3 separate regions of the Mus musculus genome follow, and regions 1 and 3 are each linked to region 2. A link is a loop called in an ENCODE intact Hi-C map of the cell type or tissue named here. Cell type or tissue: heart. All regions are shown on one strand.

Region 1 (2,500 bases), 260 kb before region 2:
GAAACATAAGATCGTCTCTTATGTTGATATTGGTCAAGCAGTTGGTGCATAGGTGTTGGCTTTGTTATGTGTCTTGGAACTGGGAATCTGTCAATATTCATGTATTATTCTGCATGCTTGATTCTTTTCACAGTAAAGAAAACATTTTAAGTGAATCCTAATGTCTGAAGTTTGGGAGAGGTGTGACTTAGCAGAAAATAAAAAGTAAAAGTTGCAAAGAGTTCATCTATGCAGATGGTTAATAAAATTAAAAAATTTAAAAAAACAGGAAAAAAGAAAAAGAACAAAACCAAAGAAACTGCCGGATGTGGTGGCGCACACCTTTAATCCCAGCACTTGGGAGGCAGAGGCAGGCGGATTTCTGAGTTTGAGGCCAGCTGGTCTACAGAGTGAGTTTCAGGACAGCCAAGGCTATACAGAGAAACCCTGTCTCGAAAAACCAAAATAATAAAAAAAATTTTTTTTAAACCAAAGAAACTGTCAGAATGAGGTGCACTTGGCAGGATGTCAGCCCTGACAAGATGCTTTTTGATGGCTGGTGGATGGGTCCAAAGCAATGGCCTAATGGCTTGATGTGGAAGGAGACTTGAAATGAGTCTCTGGAGAAGGCTGAAATAATTAGCAGAAAACAAGATCTCCCATTTGCTCTGTTTAAAGAGATGGAAAGACTCACACGTTGAAAGTTAGAAAACACATTAATATAATAACCGAGCAAATAACTCTATGGAGTAGTGAAGGGAAAGAGACTTTAAACACTCTTTTATAGTTTATAAACTATTCCTGTTGGTATCAACTGGAACCAGGACCACTGACGGGCTATGATCCAGGAGAGTCAGCATTTTTGTTCATGGTCCTATAGTCGGCAATGGGATCTGGAGCCCAGTTTTCCTCCTTCAGTGTGCCACATTGTCTACTGAACCAAATGTAGACCTTAAATATAAAAATGGCTGCTTAGCCTGGTGAAACAGAAGGACATGGACGCTACTGACAGAATTTCTCTGGAAGCACATTGTTCTACTTATCAAAACACTGAGCAAGGAACATCTCAGAAGCTTGGAACTAGGAATCTCCACTTCCTATCTCTAGAAGTAAGGACTGGACCATCAGATGCCACCAGCGCTCTCCACTCTCCTGTGGGCACCAGGACTCCAAGGAGCCACACACAGTGGACGTGCAGTGTCCTTCCGGATCTGTCTTCAAGAGAGAGGATTTGTTGCCCGCTGCTGGGCAGCCAGCCTTCTACTCTCAGCCTTTTTAAAATTTGCTTCATGTGAAGAAAACCACAGAAAGTAGTAAAGAACTGGCCTCCCCGAGTGACCCTTACACTAGGACCAGTGACAATGGCAAGAGAAGAGCCAGCAGCCATCCAGCATTTTGACGAGGACGGAAGGATCCATTTTCATGGCTTTGACACTTTGGTCTCACCAGAGGTGTGAGTGGAAACTGGAAATTGCTGCTAAAGAGTCTTGAACAAAAAAGTCAGCAGCTAAGGTACTGGGCCATGCAAACTCCAGACAGTCCCCATTCATGGGATTAAGGAACCTTAGTGGTGTCTAATCTCTGGTGAGACCAAAGTGTCAAAGCCATGAAAATGGATGCTTCCCTCCTCATCAAAATGCCGAGCCACTGATCTTATCTCCAAATGCCTCTCTCATCCAGTAGAAATCAGAGGCCACTGAAACCAGGGCCTTCTGGAGGTGAGGGACCTGGAACTCATCCTCCCTCCCATGTGGTCCCATTTCTAAAAGAGTAACCTTACTGTTATGGAGTTGGTATGTTGAAAATCTTGTAAGATTTTATTTGACATGCACACTGTTGTTTATTTTTAAAGGCACTGGTTCTGGTGTCCCCATAGCTGTCTCCCATTTGTGACATCCTTTGGTGTTTTCATTGTCCTCACAAGACACCAGAAAAGTGAAATAATAACATGGTTCTTAAGACCATACACTAATTTGAGGAAATAGATCAATTTGCATATAAAGATAAAAACCATAATATAGATTAAAGAAGAGATGCCTTACAGGCTAACTTCTGGTTCATTGGACAGAGAGGGAGCTACAAATGGTGATGGAATTAAGAATCATTTACAGGAGGAGTTTGGACAAATTATTAGTTCATAGGGCTATCAGGAGGATCTGAGATGGATAGCCTTAAAACAAACAAGCAAGCAAACAAACAAATAGCTTTCAGTCAAATGAACCAAGTTTTGACTGAAATTTGCTGATCTCTCTTCTCTCTGTGCCCAACACACAGTAGTGTTTGTGAGAAAGGCAGACTTGGAACATTAGTAGTCAGTGTATCTAATTTTGTATATTCCCCAAGCCATATAAGGTGGTATTCTGAGTAATGGGATGAAAGGAACACACTAGTTCTGAATCTCTAGGGCACACTCTCTACTCTCTATAGAATGTATGTATTCATTCACAAGGAAGATGGTCTAATGGTTACCAAATAGTCAAAAATTACGAAAAGCCTCTAAAATAACCATATCTAAATTACC
Region 2 (2,500 bases):
ATGGAAAAAAAGAAACTAGGTCTGTGTTTGGGGAAAGGTGTTAAATCAAGACAGTGTAAGGCTGAGAGAGGATCCTGGCCCTGAGATTTACTCTTGCGGTGTCCTGGAAGATTAATGAAGGAACGACAAAAATGCCAAATTGACAATAACCCAGAGTTAATTATTCTCGAGATTAAGTTCTAGATTTATAAAACCAATTCTCCCGGGAGCGACTTTTCCCGTTTTAAATTTTACAGCAGTCTATGGCTGTCTGTGTAATTGAAGCCTGGTATACAAAACATCCATGTGTGTGCATGGATAAGCAGAAGAGGCAAGCAGATGTGGCTACTCCTAAGCCCTGCTATTCGGAATCACAATATTTCATTTCAAAAGTCACAAAAAAATAAACCAGAAAATGTCATTGAGCAGTGTCAGCAACCTCCCCCCCAGTAATGCGGTTTTCTTGATGTTTTTCTCGAACCACTGATAAAAACTCTTTGAAGTGGATGAGTAAATATTATCATGTGATAGTACTTGGACCCAACTGTGCAAATACAACTGCATTGTGTTCCGCTCTGGGGGCTCCAGGCCGGTCAAACCACGCAGACGGGGTTGCTATGGAGGAACCAATGTGCTTATTAAATAAGCCCAGGAGCAGGTCAGGATGTAGCTCAGCTCTTACAGCGGGCCACCTCTTAATCTTCCTCACTTAGACACATGGAGTGTTAAGAGAGAAATGCTGGCTTTGGAAAATATGTTTCTGTGATGCAGGGAAGGTAGAGCCACAAATAAGCCATTGGAACCTGGAACTCGCAGCAGCTGGCTGTTAGTGCCCCCTTTGGCATGCTGCTGCAGACAGGGTAGGGAGAACCTGTATGGCTAACCCACTGGGGGCATCCCCTGGCGCCGCGAAGCCGGGTGCTCAGCTAGGGGCCTTACACCCGGGCGCCTCGAGGCAGCATCCTAAGGTGGGGCGCATCTTCCCGCAGAGCACCCCGCAGTAGCTCACCTTTCCCGGGAGGGGTCCCGGCAGCAGCAGCTTGAGAGCCTGCCTCTTCAGCTCCACCAAGCGGGCGTTACAGTTCTCGCACCAGACGCCGCGGTCGGAGCCGGGGGAGGAGCCGCCGCCGCTGCCCGAGCCAGGGGAGCCGGTGCCGAAGCCGGGTGAGCCGCCCAGAGAGCCGGGCGAGCTGGTACCAATGCCCGGAGATGCAGGTCCCGGAGAGCCGGTGAAGGAGCTCGGGGACGAGGTGCCCGAGCCCGGGGACGGGGTGCCCGATGAGCCCAGCGCAGAGCCTGCTCCCTCCGGGGTGGGCCGGCTGCCGGCGCGCGACTCCTCGTAAGCCTTGCGGTACCAGCTCTCAGGAGAGCAGGGCGCTGAGGGCTTGGTGGGCGAGCACATTTCGTTCACCTGCCGGAGAGACGCGCGGCGTCAGGCCCTGTAGAGCCATCAGTCCCCCGTGCGGCGGAGGGCTGGTGGGGGGGGGGGGTCGCCGTCCTGCCCGCACTGATGCAAACCTGCCCTCCATCTATCTCCATCCTTCAAGTGACCAATCCTTAAGGAAGTCCTGTCCCACCCACCCTCGCCAGAGTGACCCGCACGCAGGTCCCCCTCCATTCCTCCTGGGGTCAGCACAAGAGCTTGCGGGGTGTGGATATCCTGCAGCTTCTGCGAGAACACCCAGAAATCCAGCGCCCTACTCTTTCAAACCCGGTACCCACCCCAGCAAGGGCCTAGGTACACAGTCCTAGAACACCCTATCGCAGGGTGGGTGACTGTGACTTCTGGATGTTTACTCATTCGGGGAACAGCCCCCACCCCAGGTCCTGCAGGTAAAGCAAACGGGCTCCCCGCTCCAGGGCAGCGATCCGAGGGAAGAGCAGAGGAATTCCTGGGAAATGCTCCCCCTCGGCTTAACTCTGTCTGCAAGTCCCGAAATACTGCAAAAGTTAAGGGTGTGAGGAAAGGGAGGAACCAAGGGCTGAAGACATTCCCGTAGCCAGGCGAGCTGCAGACCCGCCTCCATGCACGCACGACCCCGCCGGCCGTGGGGACGCCGGTGCACCCGAGAGCTGGGGACCCTGCATCCGCCGCCGGCTCCCGGGAAGCAGAGGACACCCACTCAGATGAGTCCCTGGAAACGCATCTCCTCGTGGACACCGCCACAACTTACCCCGTATTTCTTGCCCCTGGTGGAGACCGCAAGCCTCTCTTTATTTCCGGCTACCGAATTCATGGTGGCTCTTCCAGAGGAAAGGGTCTAAATGTTCCCACAAGGCTACATCCAAAAGGTCTGCCAACCCAGACGCGTCCCCCCTCGTGGTAGGGGTTGGTCCTCAAGTCAAGATTTCTTAATGGGGGGTTGGGAAGAATGAAAGCAAATGGACCCCAGAAGTAATAGCACCAATTTGCAGGAAAGGTTGGAACGGCTGGTGGTTCTCAAATAATGGGTCTTCTCATCTCTCTGCCTCCTCCAGCCACGCGTCCTCTCTTCGCGGTCACATCCAGATCGCTAGCATT
Region 3 (2,500 bases), 560 kb before region 2:
GATAAAGATGTTCTCGAATATACGCTTTGAGACTAGTTGCTTGGTCTGTGGAACCTGGTGTTCTCCAAAAGGCATGGGAACTGGCCTTGTACTGTAGCCCTTTCTCCTCTGCCCTGCCTTCAAATGCAAGAGAGAGATGGAGGAAATGAAAAGATGACCATTGTCTTAGCCAAAAGAGCCAGCCACCACCACTGCTCTGTGTAGCTTGTGCTGTATATATTCCACGGTGGGGCTGTAGAGGCTCCTTCTGTTCGTAGGCTCCACTGCCACCCCAAGAAGGGTACCTGCTGCAGTCCAGGTGAAAGAGTCAGGCTTGAATCGGGTCAAATGCAGATCCCAGCTCCTTTTAGGTTTTTTTCTGTTGCAGTTACTTCAGGAGTGCAGCACTCACCAGAGGTGTTCCTGCAAGACCAGATCTATACTCTTGGGGCAGACATTAGTTCTTCTGTGGAAGAAGGCACCCACAGCTTTCTAACATGAGCCTCTGTGATGAGCCAGGGAGTCAGCTCAGGTTCTGTCTTCTGTCACCCTGGTGACAGTGAGTCTGACCCATGTGGCTGGCCAGACTTCCTCCTCCTCAAGGAGGCCACCTTAAAGTCATTTTCTGTCAGAGGCCTTCTCTGCCCTACCTTGACTTCAAACAAGTATAATCATGTTTAGTAGACACGGGGTGCTTTGTTTTCAGTTAAGAAAAACCACATGGAGTGTTTGCTCTGGGGCATTTTGTCAAGTCTTTCAACAGATAACCCTGCCCCCTCCTCCCTGCAATATCCCCAACTCCCCCACACCCATAATTATGTTCTGCATTTGAAAACAGATAAATAAGTCATGTATACTGTATAGTACAAGCTGGTATCCATTACCAGAGTAAAGCAAAGGAAGACAAGGGGGAGGGGAGGAGCGCTGGGTGTGGCAGGAGCCAGTTGTTATTTTAAATAGGCTGCAGGTTAGGCCTCCTAGAGAAAATGGGATTTGATTGAAATGGAAGAGGACCAGAGAGGCCACCTTGGTGGATCTGGGAGAACTCAGGCCTGAAGGGAAAATATGAAGGGACAACAAAGAGGCCAGACTAGCCAGAGCAGCAAGAGCCATGGAAAAGGGGGAAGGGAACGTACAGGGAGGGCCATGCGTTCAAAGGAGTGGGTGCAGCTTATATGAAGCTCTTGCTTCTCTGTCCCCAGTGATGAAAGACCCATATTTTACTTGGGTCATCAGACTTAATATTTTTGACAAATTTGAAAAATGAATATTTAAAAACAGTAACCATAACAAAACGTTTTATCATTAGAAACACACACACACACACACACACACACACACACACACACACACACACACACATTCTTACCAAATAGTAAACAAGTTTCTAAATGAGGACTTTGTATTTCCTTCCTCCAATTCAGCATTGAGCCTATGCAGTCCAGAGGCCACACTCGGGTTGCTCTGTAAGACCTTGGCTTTCCTCAGACAAAAGGGGGCGCTATTGCAGTATTTCAAACTGAAGAAAGCCTGTCTGACTTCAATTGTGGTGAAGGCTAGATTGTAGAATGCAGAGATTCCTTCTAGGAGAGAAGGGCCAAGGGTGGGGTGGGGAGACCATCCTGAGATGGTGGTTGGCCAGGTTGGGATGTAACAGTGGGAAAGATTAAAAGTGGTCACTTCTGGATGAATTGTTAATGTGGATACAACAGAACTTCCTGATGGTTTTGGATGTTAGAGTCCAGGGAGACACAAAGGGTTCAGTCTAGACAACATGAATAGAGCTACTGCCTCCTCTCCTAACTAGGGAGGCTCTGCAGGTGAGTAGGAAGGGGAGAAGAGTTCTGATAACTGTGAACTTGATTCTTGTGTGTTGGGGAAACATGTTTATGCCCATGGTGTTACCTGAAGACCAGGGACCCAGAACAGAGTGAAACTGGCCTCTCTGGTCATCAAGGGTCATAGAATTTATGGTCAAACCTTAGTGACAGTAAATATGAAATAACTCCTGAGGTTTTTCTGTTTGATGGAAGAAAAACAAAAGACAAAGATAAAGTACAAAATTGTGTCCAGGTTATAAACGTGATTCTTTAAATTAAGCATGTAATGTCTGTATGTTGACAGTGAGCCAGACTAGAATAAGACACATTACAGTCGCCAGGGGAGGAGGCTGTAGGTGGCTCCTTTCTCTTCCTCCCATTGATGTCTTACTCTAAGCATTAGCAGTGATGATAGCAGTAGAAGCAAATGAGTGTACCAGTCATGCAAGCCTTTCCTTCGGTTCCCACAGCTCACCATCTGCTACCTGGACATGCTGATGACCAGCGAGGAACGCCGGAAGCAGCTGAGGGACCAGTACTGCTTTGAGTGTGACTGCATCCGATGCCAAACCCAGGACAAGGTAGGTGGAATGAGAGCAGATTGAAGCTTTCCATGGTGGTGTCTGAAGGGTCTGGGGAGCTCGGCTGTGTTCACACTGCTCCAAAGTGCACAGCTAAGTAGAACAGGGCACTTGCTGCAC

The links. A loop is a pair of places that touch in the nucleus more often than their neighbours do. Peaks named below come from ENCODE experiments on the same cell type or tissue, not always from the same donor. Only the 100,000 strongest peaks of a DNase experiment are listed, where the experiment ranks them.
Region 1: it touches region 2 in a loop (2.2-fold over the local background); 2 of 42 quality-filtered maps call a loop at or near these places.
Region 3: it touches region 2 in a loop (4-fold over the local background); 3 of 42 quality-filtered maps call a loop at or near these places.

What each region holds. Positions count from the first base shown.
Region 1 is chr1:178,793,852-178,796,351 of GRCm38, reverse strand. All of the region lies in intron 4 of Kif26b (kinesin family member 26B), which reads right to left. Among named protein-coding and RNA genes, the nearest start is that of Gm46249, 19 kb to the right of the region's middle. In heart, no CTCF peak of the experiment used is centred here; no DNase peak of the experiment used is centred here.
Region 2 is chr1:178,529,279-178,531,778 of GRCm38, reverse strand. Kif26b (kinesin family member 26B) reads right to left here. Exons shown (of 15, transcript NM_001161665.1): 1 at 2,154-2,500; 2 at 989-1,390. The coding sequence starts at 2,216. Among named protein-coding and RNA genes, the nearest start is that of Kif26b, 1.4 kb to the right of the region's middle. In heart, CTCF peaks have their summits at 844 and 1,044; a DNase peak (open chromatin) is centred at 1,068; H3K4me3 peaks cover 2,500 bases; H3K27ac peaks cover 2,256 bases.
Region 3 is chr1:179,086,204-179,088,703 of GRCm38, reverse strand. It overlaps Smyd3 (SET and MYND domain containing 3), which reads left to right. Exons shown (of 12, transcript NM_027188.4): 8 at 2,270-2,380. Among named protein-coding and RNA genes, the nearest start is that of Gm31349, 240 kb to the left of the region's middle. In heart, a CTCF peak has its summit at 1,467 (motif pointing right); no DNase peak of the experiment used is centred here; H3K27ac peaks cover 317 bases.